Regions from separate parts of the Homo sapiens genome. Here all the other regions are linked to region 2. Evidence: chromatin loops called from intact Hi-C (ENCODE). Cell type or tissue: heart left ventricle. All regions are shown on one strand. Region 1 overlaps LOC105374898 (a long non-coding RNA gene). Region 2 overlaps FARS2 (phenylalanyl-tRNA synthetase 2, mitochondrial). Region 3 holds the start of LOC105374898 (a long non-coding RNA gene).

Region 1 (2,500 bases), 520 kb before region 2:
GATGGAGAGAGACCAAGGGGGCTGCAGCAGGTTCCCGCACGAAGCCCGCCGCCCGCTGCGGGGAGGGTGGGCCCGGGCTCTGAAATGCAATGTGTAAACAATTGCTAGTGTAACAGTTCATAAATCAAACCCAGTGAGTCGCAGCCCAATCTGCATTCCCCCCACGGATTGAATTCCAGCAACACATGCGTCCCTGCGCCCGGAGCGCTGGAAGCTGCACGGATTCTTAATGGCAGCATATATTACGGCCGCGCGTTCACGCACGCGCCGCTCGGGGCCACTCCGGGGAATCGTTTCGCCCGCTAACTCCCACCCAGTCCCCTCCTCCCGACGGAGGTCTCAGTCAAAACCCGGGTTCTCAGTCAAAACCAAAGCAGATCCGCGCTACCTGCGCGGGGTGGTCACCCACCAGCAAACGCTCGGGGTTTTGGAAAATAGTTGCATTTTGTTGGTTTCGTTTCAATGGTTATTTTCGGTCTGCGTATAAATAGGATGATTCTAACTGGAGTTCAACCCCTGGAATTCAAATTAGAATGTCTGTGCCTATCTTAAATACGAATCTATTTAACAAGGAGGAGAACCAGGATAAAGAGGGAGGGTCTTCTCCATTTTTGCCATCGTAGCACGCCGCCTCCTATCAGTATCTTTTCCTCTACATATTGGGGGCAAACAAGTGCTCACAACTAAGCCCATTGCTTGTCAAAATAAAAGGCAGGCGCCCTTCTGCTCCGACTGTGGAGAGAAGGGAAACCCCCCCACGACCCACAGAGGACGCCCCTCCCCTAGCAGCGCGGGCTTCCTACTCGGAAATCAATGTCCTGGAAGATCTAGGAAGAGGCAGGCTAAGGGCGGGGCAGAAGGGGCGAGGGGGCGGGGACTGGGAGCGCGGGCTGGTCTGCTCTCCTAACAGGGTTCTTCTCTAGGAACCCCTGGCTCCTACTGCTGTTCCAACTGCTTCCCAGACGGGGCCGCCCTAGAGGAAGGGCGCCCTCTCCCCTCTCTCAGCCCCTCCACGCGCTTCCAAGCCCCCACGCCACGGAGTCCCAGATCGCCCTGGGAATCTCCAAACCTTATCGTCCTGTCTGGGGCTCCCTTGTCTGTCCCAAGCCGAGGACCACGCTCACGTGAGCACGGAGATATCCCTGGGAACGCAGGGCCGCGAGTCTTGGAAACGCAGGCTTCCGCAACTGGAGCGTTAGAGAACGTTTCTTCTTGTGGTGATTGTTTAGATTATTATCGCGCCGTCTTCGGCTATAATTTGCCGTTTAATCATGATGACATCTCCATATGTTGGTTGATGTTACCGGTTTTAAGCAGCAAAGCTGCTAGCCTCGTTGGCAGTTCAGGGAGATGACATTAACCAGGGCGAGCATGCCCCACTGATGAGATGGTGGGAGTATTGGGAGTGGGACGGAGTGGGCTTCAGGCACAGAGGACATCGTCATACCTACCTCCTCCCCACGTCGGAGTAGCCTCTCCGTATCTTCCCACAGCCCGTGGCTCTTCAAGTGGCCCACTCAGGCTGGCTTCGAGCCTTTGAGGAGCTGTTGGGATTAGAGAAGGACCTCCTTTATCACATCCTCTGTCCTAGTAAGTTCAAGACAAGGTAGTTCACTTGAGTACCGTGTCTGACAATCCTTATTATGAACATGTCAGGCCAGTTCCAGAGCCCTGCCTGGGCCCGAGGAACTCCAGGGCCCGTGGGAAAGGAAATCGGACGGAGGGAGGAAACTGGCACGAGAAAAAGGACTCGAGCGTGGAAAATGGGGGACACGGGGAGAAACGAGGGGGAAAAAGATCCGGAAGTAGGGTTAGAAGGGAAGAAAGGTGGGCGATCACCTGAAACACAAAAGGAGATGATGGAGAAGCTTGGAGACGCAGATAGAGCTCTGGGCAAGAGCTAAGGGACAAAGATGACCTTGGGACTTATTTTCATTCAGAACCCCCAGAGAAGAAAAGGCGCACAAGAACCTTGACACAAATTCTCCTTCTGCGGACGCAGAGATCTTTCCACTGTAATCAGTACCCCCAGAGGGCCAGGGCCGCCGGGAACCTGGCGTCTTGGTGCTGGACGGACCGAGGCAGGAGCGCCAGCCCCGAGCCTTCTCCCGGAGCCCACCCCAGGAAATCCGATGAGTCAGCCAAAGATGGAGCCAGAGATTTCCCCCTTGCCGAATTCTCCCTCAAATATCAGGAAGGTATTCAACCATTATCTCCCCGCCACCCCCACTTTTCCCTACAATACACGAGCTCTAGCTTTCACGCTGGCCGTCCATCCTCTGGAGCTGTCTACCGCCCCGACCCAGGGGCACGCGAGGGAAGGATCCCTAGCCACTCAGAACACCTACCAGGGGAAATCAAAGCGTTGGTCTCCTCCCCATCACCGCCCCCCGCTCCCCTCCCAGACGTGAAAACGAAGTGGTGAGCTGGGGGTGGGGGGTAGGAACGGAAAGGAGCGGCTGAGGACGCCAGCTTAGGGCTCCGGAAGACACCGCACCCC
Region 2 (2,500 bases):
GGCACCCTCCTTGGTGGATAAACCTGCAGGAGAGTTAATTGTCACATACATGGATTTAATCACATTGTCCATCACATTTGGGGGCCCTGCCTTCAGCGATCCATGACTAATTGTTGTGGTAATTTTTCAATCATTAACAGCAGCGCATATGCTGCAGACAAATCCCAGCGTGCCTGCTAAACCCCAGTGACATGCGGCCCACAGGCTCCAGAAGCACCACTACACCAGCCCCCAGCCCCAATCCTATTAGTCATGCGTCGTCATTAATATACATCTATTCCAGGGATATGTCAGGCAGCAATGAGGTCGGAGGGGGCTGAGCATGCTTTATAACACAGCCTTGTTTTCAATCTATTCTTTGAAAAAGGAAGAGGAAGAGGAGGAGAAAAGGAAATTAAAACTCCATGTGGGATAAGGAGCTGGGGGACTATTCTGAATTCCACTTGTTTCTCATTCATTTTCAGGCAGGCTCCTGAGCTGTGGCAAATGCCCTTTCTTTGGGTTTCAGCAGTATTAGCGATCTCCATGGCAACCACCAGTACGCATCTGCTGCACCACACTGCAGCTTCCCTGGGCTCAATTCTCAAGTCGCCCTGGTGTCAGACGGGGCGCACCATGTGCACTGGTGGGACAAGACCCTGCCTTGGGGAATCATCCAGCTGATTGAAGCCCAGCTCTAATCACCACATAATATGAGCCAACAAGATCATACAGAATATGATCTGCCTACACTAGGCAATAGGATTCCAGGACTGCTATTTATTTTTCATTTTCCTTTTCTTAAGGGCCTTTGTTGGTTAAAAGCAAAGAGCCACTAGAATAGCTATCTAACAAAAGGGATTAATTTTAAAATAGGTGGTACAGTGTTGCTGGTAACATTTACTTCAAGCAAAAATCTCATATGTCCTTCATTAAAGGAATTATTCAAGAGGAAATTAAAAGTCCTGGAGTTTCCCTTTGGTTCTTCGTAAATGAAGGGCTAGTTGGGATATTAGCCAGAGCAAGAAAAGGTAAGAGAAGGATTCCTGGGTTTTTGCTGAAATTCTGACTCTTGCTATGGAGTCTCAGGAAATTCCCTCTTATACCCAGTTTCCCCAAGATTAAAATAAGATCTACTTATTTTAGGCGCTTAGCACCGGATCACTAACAAGGCCTCGGCAAGACTTAATTAATACGTGCAATTCATTTTTAGCTCCTCAAATGAAAGACGTTTGGTGCAGGCTCCACTATTATGAAATGAGGGGCCGAGCGCCCTCTACTGCTGCTTCTGGGTCAGTCTCTCAGTGGCTGAAACCCCTCAGTGGGGTTCACTTATTGTTAACATGTAACTCTCACACTCTAGCTTAGAAAGCCTTTTCTGATCAGTAAGAGCAGGAAGAAAGGAACACAGGAAGAGGAAGAGAACCAGATAATAGACTGGCTGTTATAAATAGAATATACCTGTACCAAGACTATTCAAAGGTACTTGAGGTTAATACAGCAAAGGGAGAAAGGTCTGCGAAAATTCAGAGTGCTCAATTTTGTATCATGAACACATATTAAAAAGATAAAAAAATTGAGTCTCTTTACTTTCCACTCACCTTCTTCCAGGACAATGATACTTATAGGATCTCATTGATTTGTCTATTTTCTAGAAAAGTTAGATGAAAAAGAAAGCCTTGTTTTTCTTGGAATTTTTAATAAACACAGGACTTAGATTCCAACTTTGTTTTTCAGTTTAGTAGCAACAAACCCAGTCCCATGCGCTATACAGAACTACACAAACTATACGGAACAAATCCACTTTGAGCCTTACATATAGTTACTAGTTATTCTAATAAAAAATTACAGAGGAGAAAATAAAATGATCTGAATATTACTCTTATTCTTTTTTCCATTATGTAATGATGATACTTAACATGTATACATCTGGAAATACGAGTTTGGTGTAGAGCTGAAATTGGGTAGTGTATAGTCATCCCTCAATATCTGCAGGGGACTGGTTCCAGGACACCCTGCAAATACCAAAACCTGAAGATGCTCAAGTCCCTCATATAAAATGGCATAGTATTTGCATATAATCTATGCGCATTCTCTTGTACACTTTAAATCATCTCTACGTCTACTTATAAAACATAATACCATGTAAATGCTATGTAAATAGTTGCTATACTGTATTGTTTTTTACTTGCATTTTTTTTCCTGAATATTTTTGATCCACACTTGGTTGAGTCTGCGGATGCAGAACCTGCAGGTATGGAGGGCCAACTGTATTAAAGAAATTCTGCTTCTTTATCAAAAATTAACTCCTTTTGGAATGGTGTTGTGAACAATAATATTAATAATAAAATAGATAATAATGAAGTCTACTACTCATTGAAGTTTTATTGTGTCAGAAACTATTCTAAGTGCTCTGCATCCATCACTTTTTAATTTTTACAACTCTTCAAGGTCAGTACCAGTATTATTCCTATTTTTGAGATGAGAAGAATGAGACTCAGAGAGGTAAGTATCTTGTGTA
Region 3 (2,500 bases), 520 kb before region 2:
TGGTAAGAAGGGAGAAACACAGGAAGACACCAAACCAGACAAACCTCAGGCAGCCACTGCCTTTCACATCGAGAGACACTCCTTAAAATAGTCCAAGTCCCTAGTAAAGAGGAGAAGGGAGAAAAGGACATGTTTGTCCATCCTTGATTTGTTAATCAAGTCACAAATTGCTTTGTTTACATTAAGACACCACCATGGGAGTCTCTTCTTGATTAAGAAAGAAGCAACACCAAACAAGCAAGCTTGTGGGGATGCCAGGCTGGATAATTAACTTCAGCGCGCCTTCCTGACCCGGTTGCCACAGACTGCAGTGCCTGGGCCTGCCTCAATCTTTCCATTTCCTGGGAGGGTCAGCTGAGCTTCAGCAAGTGACTATAAAAAATGGCTTTCATAGTCCTCAAAGTCCTCTGCTTGTCTCCTCAGGGTGTCACCTGAAACAAGTTGGATTGCGCTCTCACTGAGGCAGGGAGAGAAATCCCAAGCAAAGTGGGTCATTTAACTCTGGCCAAACACAAATTCTTCAAAACAGGCAACTTTGAAGGGGATAAGGAACATCAAAGCACATGGGAGGCACATCCATCAATCCCTGTCCAGAGACATGATGGTCCAGCCATGTGGCAGCCAGGTCTCCCAGAGGCTTGTATACTCTCAGCCGGCCTGGCAGTCATGTTGGTATCACGCACACCTTCCACCTGTTGCACTGCACCCTTTGTGCAGCGTGTTTTCCTGTGTAACCATTCTTCTCCCATCCTCTTGTAATATTTTCTGCTCTTTGGAACATAACATGGGGAAAACTGCATTTCCTCACTTGCTTTGTTTATTGGGGTTGTGGTATATTGTTTCCTATTTCTGAATAGCCCTTGGACACTTTTGTAGATGGCAGAGAAAAATGCCTCCAATTCTGCCCAAATCTTTATCTTCAGGAGTCACTATAAATTCAAATCCAAAATGTGCTCATGTGTACACATTTATACAGATGTTCATATATTCTCTAATTTAGATATTTTCTGGGACACAGATACATACACACACACACATACACACTGCATTTGCAAACCTGACCTTATTCCTTCTGATTGGCTCTTGGACCTCATCTTTTATCTTTTCCATTGGTTTTGACATTTTGTGTTTCATTCTCCACATGCTCCTTCCCCTGAGCTTACAAACACACTCAAATCTCTTATAGCCTAAAAAAAAAAAAAAGGCCTTCCCTGTCCATCCTTTTACTGCACGCAGCTGTTTCTCCATTTCTCAGCCATTTCACAAATACATGATTGTAAGTTCCTAGAACAGTGCCCAGCCCAAGGCAAACACTCAGCAGATATTGGGAGACTATATGAATGAAATCCTCTCCTTCCCCTTTTTGCCAGCTTCCTCCTGGCTGGCCTCCAGCCTGTGGCCTCCAGAGCCAGGTTCCTCCTTACCAATGGCAGACACTCCACTCTCATTGGCCTCCTCCTTTTCCCCCATGTGTATCTTACCCTTTAAACACTATTTTATGTATTCTATTTTTAAATTTTCACCACATGTCCACATTCACTATGGGAAAATTAGAAACTGCAGGTGACTCAAAGGGGAAAAATGTAAAATAGTCATAATTTCTTCAACCAGAGACACACATTTTGGTCTCAGTGTCTCTGGTATTAATTCTCCCATTTCCACATGGGTGTGAAAATGTCGTTTCCCTCCTTTAAGAACCTTCATTTCCTTCCCATTGCTGAATCATTGCTGAGTGACTCTGACTCCCTGCGTGACACCGAAGATTCACCAGGATCTGGTCCCATCTCATCTTGCCAGCCTTCTCCCCAACCACAGCCCTCTATGTTTCCCACGCACGTGCTACAGCCGTACTGACTTCCTTCTTGCTCCTTCAACCTATGCAACCCCTCCTCTATTCGATGCCTTTGCTTATTTAGTTCTTCCAGGCTAAAATGTATTGCACTTCCACCCCAGCGCCTCCCATCCACCCTTGCATGTCCTATTCCTTCAAGATCCTTCTCAGGCTCAACCTTGCATGAACACTTCCCTGATCCCCTGGTCAGAATTATTGGGATGGCCCTCAATAACCTCTTGTTGTTCTTAATTTTGTATCCCAATTAGAGAACTGCTGATCCGTTTTGTCTTTAAACCATACGTTCCTTGAGGTCAGGGACTATGTCTCACCCATCTTTGAACCTCCCACAGTATCTGGCACTGTGCCTGGCACAGATGATTATTGAGTAAAGAACATTTCCAGTCCTTACCACCTCACACATATGTAGTTGCATGTTCTAACTTTAAAATAAATAAAGGTGTTGCTAATGCCAACACTTCTCTGGGCTACTTCTTGCTAATGCCTTTTCTCCCTCAGAAACTCCTCCTAGGCAGCATGCGTGTGTATTCCTGGTGAGTAGAGGCATAAAATTGTTGGCTGCATGTCATGGAGTACCTACCAATGGTTAGAAACAAAGGAACAGACACATCCATGGCAATGCAGATAAGAGAGAATGAAAAAATGGTG

Evidence for each region. Peaks named below come from ENCODE experiments on the same cell type or tissue, not always from the same donor. Only the 100,000 strongest peaks of a DNase experiment are listed, where the experiment ranks them.
Region 1: a loop joins it to region 2, with 3 times the contacts of the local background. A loop is called at or near these places in 33 of 110 quality-filtered maps.
Region 3: it touches region 2 in a loop (2.3-fold over the local background); 19 of 110 quality-filtered maps call a loop at or near these places.

What each region holds. Positions count from the first base shown.
Region 1 is chr6:5,994,717-5,997,216 of GRCh38, reverse strand. It overlaps LOC105374898 (a long non-coding RNA gene), which reads right to left. Exons shown (of 2, transcript XR_926413.4): 1 at 1,452-2,500. Among named protein-coding and RNA genes, the nearest start is that of NRN1, 11 kb to the left of the region's middle. In heart left ventricle, a CTCF peak has its summit at 992; DNase peaks (open chromatin) are centred at 266 and 836; H3K4me3 peaks cover 1,592 bases; H3K27ac peaks cover 1,211 bases; H3K27me3 peaks cover 2,500 bases.
Region 2 is chr6:5,469,905-5,472,404 of GRCh38, reverse strand. The region is part of intron 4 of FARS2 (phenylalanyl-tRNA synthetase 2, mitochondrial); the gene reads right to left. Among named protein-coding and RNA genes, the nearest start is that of FARS2-AS1, 13 kb to the right of the region's middle. In heart left ventricle, a CTCF peak has its summit at 1,265 (motif pointing left); a DNase peak (open chromatin) is centred at 1,264.
Region 3 is chr6:5,988,483-5,990,982 of GRCh38, reverse strand. LOC105374898 (a long non-coding RNA gene) reads right to left here and starts at 97. Exons shown (of 2, transcript XR_926413.4): 1 at 1-97. In heart left ventricle, no CTCF peak of the experiment used is centred here; a DNase peak (open chromatin) is centred at 1,388; H3K27me3 peaks cover 943 bases.